Linked DNA regions of Homo sapiens: region 1 is linked to region 2. Evidence: read pairs that join two places in POLR2A ChIA-PET (ENCODE). Cell type or tissue: Panc1. All regions are shown on one strand. Links, peaks and the distances in the headings refer to the core of each region. The heading gives the core; the rest is flanking DNA. Region 1 holds the start of HCN4 (hyperpolarization activated cyclic nucleotide gated potassium channel 4). Region 2 has its middle 15 kb from the start of MIR12135.

Region 1 (2,905 bases), core at 149-2,648, 54 kb after region 2:
CATCGCTGTGGCCCCTTACCTGAAGTCACTGTAGGGGTGGATAATCCAAAATCCGGCCGACTTGACCCTCTCCTGTTCGCGCTCCACGGCTTTCTGGCTGCCGAACATCCTTAGGGAGAATTTGTTGACCCCGGGTTGGAGCATGGCCCCGAACTGGCGCTGCATGAAGCCGGCCTGGCCCAGGCGCACCTCGGCCTCCGGGAGGATCTGGTCGCCGGCAGCCGCGCCTCCCTCCACTTTGATAGCGGTGTCCACCGAGGGCTGCTCGCAGGAGGCGGAGGCCGGCTGCGGTGGCTGCTGGGGCGGCGGCGGCGAGGCTGCGGGCTGCGCCGAGGCGCCGGGGCGCTCGGGCTCGGCCGCCAGGCCTGGGGGCGTCCTGTCCTCGCCGGGGGACGCGTCGCCCTCGGCGATGAGCCGCCGCTCCTCCGCGGAGTCATGCAGGTGTCCGTGACTGCTGCCGCTCCCCGTGCCGCCGCTGCCGCCGCCCCGGCTGCCCAGCGAGGCCAGGCTCCCGCGGAAGCGCCTGCAGTCGCCGTTCGTGCTGGACTTGCCCGCGCCGCGGGCCGGCCCTTCGCTGTCCGCTGCCCCGAGGGCCGAGCTCCGGGACTCCGTGCCACCCGCGGCCGCCGAGGGGGAGGGCGAGGGCAGTGGCCGCAGCCGGATGCTCCTGCGGCTGGGGTCTTGGCGGCCCCCGGCCCCCTCCTCCTCGGCGTCCTCTTCCTCGTCCATGATCCACGCCTTGGCCCCCACCTGCTGCGGGAGGCTGTAGAGCCGCTTGCGCATGGACGGCGGCAGCTTGTCCATGGCGCCAGGGGCCGGGGTCGGACCGGGCCGGGGGCAGGAGCGCGGCGCCGCGGACGGGCTCCAGGTCCGCCCGCCGGTCAGTCCGCCCGTGGGGACGCGTCCTTTGCCGCCGGCGTGGGGGCAGCCTCAGGCGCCCATGCTTGGGCAGGCTGCGCGCCGCGGGGAGGATCCTAGTCCCGCTCCGAGTCCCCGGGCTCGCCGCGCTACACCTCCTCCCGGGCCCGGCTGGGCGCGGGGACCCCGCGCTCCCTTCTTGCCTCCCTCCCTCCCTCTGGCGTTCAGGGGCGCGGCGCGCCGCCCGGCTCCAGGCGCCCCGCCCCCGCGGGGAACAATGGGCGCCGGCCGGAGAGGCTCTGCGGCCGCGGCGCTCAGGGAACCGCTCCGGAGTGCAGAGCGCACGGCCCGCGCGGGTCCCGGGCGTGCGTCCCGCGGGAGGGCTGGCTGTCCGTCTGTCTCGCCGCCCGGGCTTTGTGGCTGGCCACCCGCGAGCTCGCCTCGCCTCCTCTGCCCCGGCCCGTCCGGCCCGTCCCGGGGCTCCCGCCGCAACCGAGCGGAGCCCAGCGACCCGCCGGGCTTACATCAGCGGCCGCCTCCCCCGAAGCGCCCTCCGGCAGCGCTCGGGCTCCCGCGCCCCGGAATATTCATGAAGCCGCCGCAGCTCGCGGGTTGCCATAGGAGCGGCTCCAGCAGCCGGGCCTGCCTACCTGGGCTTCTTAAAGGGGCAGCGGCGCACGGGCCGGGGGCTGGAAAGGGGCGGGGGGCGGGCCTGGCAAGGGGCCCAGGTTAGACCCTCGCTAGACCTTCGGGGCCGGGGTGAGAGGTATCCACACTGCTGCGCCCTTAAATCTCTTTCCTGGGCTAAGCTGGGAGTGCGCCCCAAGTCTGAAGCTCCGGCTTCAGTTGCGAATTCCCCATCCTAAGATTGAAGGGTGGGGGGTGGCTTCCCAATTTCTCCATCACCAAGCTCTGGGCTCGCCTTTCCCTGGCATTTTTGCCCCTCAGCTGGGTCTCCGACTTTCCTCTTGGGAGGCGACCGGGTTCGTCTGGATGCAGAGTCCCGGCCTTCCCGCAACCCTCCTGGAGAGGGGGCTTCCGGAAATGCGCCGCGTCGGGGAGGCTCCCACGGTTTTCCTGTGACATGGGCAGGGTGCGAACCCCGCGCCAGTCTTTCCCCTGCAAAGCCTCGCAGCAGCCAGGCAAGGAGGGCGTGGGGAAACAGGGAGACACGCACAGGGCGCGCGGGTGGGACCCAGCCCTTCGAGGTAAGACTTCGAGGAAATGCGCCGGCAACAGTGACGGATGCGAGATCCGAACGCCGACCTCCGCACGCGCCTCTCCCTCGGTAGTTCCGAGAAAGGGACAAGCCGGCTGCAGCGGGGAGCGGTTGGGCCGGTTCCTCGGACGCCCCAGCACTCTGGAACTGGCTTTGGAGCCCCTTCTCCCTGTGTTCCCATCCACATTATGACACCTACTATGTGGACCCACGCTGGGTGAGTTCCTGTTCCACCCAGTCCCCTACCTGCACCCCCAAGCAGCTGCACAGCCCCCACTCCCTTCCAGTCTGCAGCCCAGCCCCCTTCCCCCCAACCCCCGCCAAGGATCCAACTGTGTGTCCTCTCTCCCAGTCTCTCCCAGTGTACAGTGTCCGGGCTTATGGACAGATTTCACTAGCTCAGCCTAAGGTATAGCCCTACCCCCTCCAACACCATGGACAGCCTGATACCCCAGATTAGCTCAGAAATGGATAGGGGGACAGATTGGGCATTAAGGGGAGGGGAGTTGTCCAGAGAAGGCTGGAGCCGAGGTTAATGCTGGAGCGGACACACAGCAAAGTCTCACAGGAGGGAGGCAAAAAGGTCCCCTGGCTCTGCCATCTCTCTGAGGAATAACATCAAGTTTTTCTTCAAATGATTTTTTTACTCTCATTCTTAGCCCAATGTGACCACTTTCGCCTCCTCCATCCAGAGTAGGAATTTGGAGAGCAGGATGCGGGGCGGGCAGCCTAGCAGGGGCTCTTCTGCTCTACCCACTGGACCACAGGACCTCCCACAGTGAGAGGAATGACTAGGGTGATGACATCACTGGTAGCTGGCATTTTTAC
Region 2 (2,905 bases), core at 199-2,698:
CTTGTGAAGTTTCTTATAAAGTTAAAAATATATTTATCAGGCCAGGCATGGTGGCTCACTCCTGTAATTTAAGCACTTTGGGAGGCTGAGGCAAGTGGATCACAAGGGTTCGAGACCAGCCTGGCCAACATAGCAAAACCCTGTCTCTACTAAAAATAAAGGCTGCAGTGAGCCAAGATCGAGGCACTGCACTCCAGCCTGAGCAACAGAGTGAGACTCCATCTCAAAGAAACAGAAAAAAAAGGAATATATATATATATATATATAAAAAATAGCCCAGCAATGCCATTCCTTGAGTATTAAGATAAACAAAAATCTACATCCATCTTGAAAATGACAGAAGTAGATTTTAAGTGTCCTCACCACAAAAAATGGAAAGTATGTGAGGTAATGTGATAAGTATGTCAGTTTAATTATTTCAACGTAGTCATTCCACAATGTATACATATTTCAAAACGTGGTACATGATAAATTTACACAATTTTTCTTTGTCAATTTAAATAATTACCTAAAAAGAAAATCCACACCCAGATAAAGAATTGAACATAAATTTTCACAGGAGCTTTATTCTTAATAGCCCAAAACTGGAAACAGTTCCATGTTCATGAATGGGTGAGTGAATAAACAAACTATGGCATAGCCATCAGAAACATTAGGCTAAAGGAGAGAAATCAGACACAGACCATATGCTTTATGATGATACTGATATGAAATTCTAGAAAAGTCAAAACTTTAGTGACAGAAGGCAGACTGGCAGGGTTCGGGAGTGGGAGGAGGGGATTGACTGCAAAGAGCCATGCAGGAACCTGGGGAGTGATGGAAAGAGTCTATGACTTACTCGTTTAGGTAGTTGTAGTACTGTCTGTCAAAACTCATTGAGCTGTGCACATAAAATTGCTGAATTTGATACATATGAGTTATACCTCAATAAAGAAAATACGAGGTCAAGCTCAGTGGCTCAGCCTGTAGTCCCAGCACTTTGGGAGGCTGAGGCAGGTGGATCACTAGGTCAGGAGTTCGAGACCAGCCTGGCCAATATGGTGAAACCCCGTCTCTACTAAAAAATGCAAAAATTAGCTGGGCGTGGTGGCGTACACCTGTAGTCCCAGCTACTCAGGAGGCTGAGACAGGAGAATTGCTGGAACCCAGGAGGCGGAGGTTGCAGTGAGCCGAGATCACGCCACTGCACTCCAGCCCAGGCAACAGAGTGAGATTCCATCTAAAAAAAAAAAAGAAAAGAAAAGAAAAGAAAGAAAATAGAATTAGCACTAGCAACAAAAATATAAGGTACTAGGAATTAATGTAATGAAATGCAAAAACCTTCATGAAGAAAATGATAAGATTGTGTTGAAAGAATTGGCAGGGACAGTTAATACCCAGCAAAGATTGCAGGTGATCTCCCACACAGCACAGCCTCCTCTGCAGTTACGCTGTGGCCTTGTGACAATGGAATATAAGAGCAAGTGATGTTCACTGGTGAGAGATGTAGTTCAGATGCGGGAATCTCATCTAGTTGTCTCTTCTTCTCCCACAATGATCTTGGAGAATGGGGGTTCAGTTCAAGTTGGTATCAGTGAGGAAAATGCTGCCTGGGCTGCACAGGACTTTACCCAAGCTGGAATAAACCTTTATTGTCTTAAACCTTGAAATTTGTGGCTCTTTCTGTTGGGGCTGTTTGTGCTCATTAATACCAAAGACATTAAAGAAGACCCAAATGTGGGAAGTTATACCCTGTTCATCCATGGGAATACACATTTCCGCAACAATGTCAATGTAATTTCAATCAGAAGCCCACTGGACTCTTCATGTACCTCAACAGATTCTAAAATGTCTGTGGTAGTGCAAAGAGATTGGAGTAGCCAAGACATTCCTTAAGAAAAAGCTGGGGGGCCGGGCACGGTGGCTCATGCCTGTAATCCCTGCACTTTTGGAGGCCGAGGCAGGTGGATCACCTGAGGTCAGGAGCTTGAGACCAGCCTGGCCAACATGGTGAAAACTCGTCTCTACTAAAAATACAAAAAAATTAGCCAGGCATGGTGGTGGGTGCCTGTAGTCCCAGCTACTCAGGAGGCTGAGGTAGGAGAATCGCTTAAACCTGGGAGGCGGAGGTTGCAGTGAGCTGAGATCACACCATTGCACTCCAGCCTGGGTGACAAGAGCAAGATTCCATCTGAAAAAAAAAAAAGAAGAAGAAGAAGGTGGGGGACTTACTCTATATCAACATACTTTATAAAGCTAGTGTAACTAAGACAATTGACTGTTTGAATGGGGATAGACAAGCTAATAGTACAGAATAGAGAGCCTCGACACAGACCCAGATATGATAGAGACGTGACATTGTATTGCATATTAATCAAGCCTCATTCAAGAAACAATGTAGGAAAAATTGGTTATCCATATGCGGCAAAAAAGAAATTGAACTACGCCTTCACACCACACCAAAGTCAATTAGAGTAAGGACTTAAATGTGAAAAGCAAAACTTCACTTCTAGAAAGAATATAGAACACATCTTTACAACATCAGGGTAAGATAGGTTTCTTAAGCAAAAAAGGCACTAAGGAAGTACTAGACATTAAATATATATATATATATATAGCCAAAATTGACCTCATTAAAGTGTAAAGCTTCTGTTTATCAGGGAACACCCCTCCAAAAAAAGCAAAAATACAAACCATAAACAGATATTTGCAATAAATATAGCGGACAAAGGATTTAGTTTTTCAAAAAGATGTGTAAAATTCTGACAAATCAATAAAAAGACAATAGAAAATTGGTCAAAATATGTGAATAAATATTTCTCAGAAAAGGAAACACAAACAGCAAATGAATATACGAACAAGCATCCAACCTTACTGGTAATTGGGGATTTGCACATTAAAACACAAGTAGATATGACTAGATTAG

The links. Peaks named below come from ENCODE experiments on the same cell type or tissue, not always from the same donor. Only the 100,000 strongest peaks of a DNase experiment are listed, where the experiment ranks them.
Region 1: POLR2A ChIA-PET joins it to region 2 with 12 read pairs; 4 of 35 experiments call an interaction of 5 or more read pairs at or near these places.

The regions. Positions count from the first base shown.
Region 1 is chr15:73,367,467-73,370,371 of GRCh38, forward strand. HCN4 (hyperpolarization activated cyclic nucleotide gated potassium channel 4) reads right to left here and starts at 1,492. Exons shown (of 8, transcript NM_005477.3): 1 at 20-1,492. The coding sequence starts at 804. In Panc1, for the core only: no CTCF peak of the experiment used is centred there; no DNase peak of the experiment used is centred there; H3K4me3 peaks cover 575 bases; H3K27me3 peaks cover 541 bases.
Region 2 is chr15:73,313,676-73,316,580 of GRCh38, forward strand. No RefSeq gene overlaps it. Among named protein-coding and RNA genes, the nearest start is that of MIR12135, 15 kb to the left of the region's middle. In Panc1, for the core only: no CTCF peak of the experiment used is centred there; no DNase peak of the experiment used is centred there.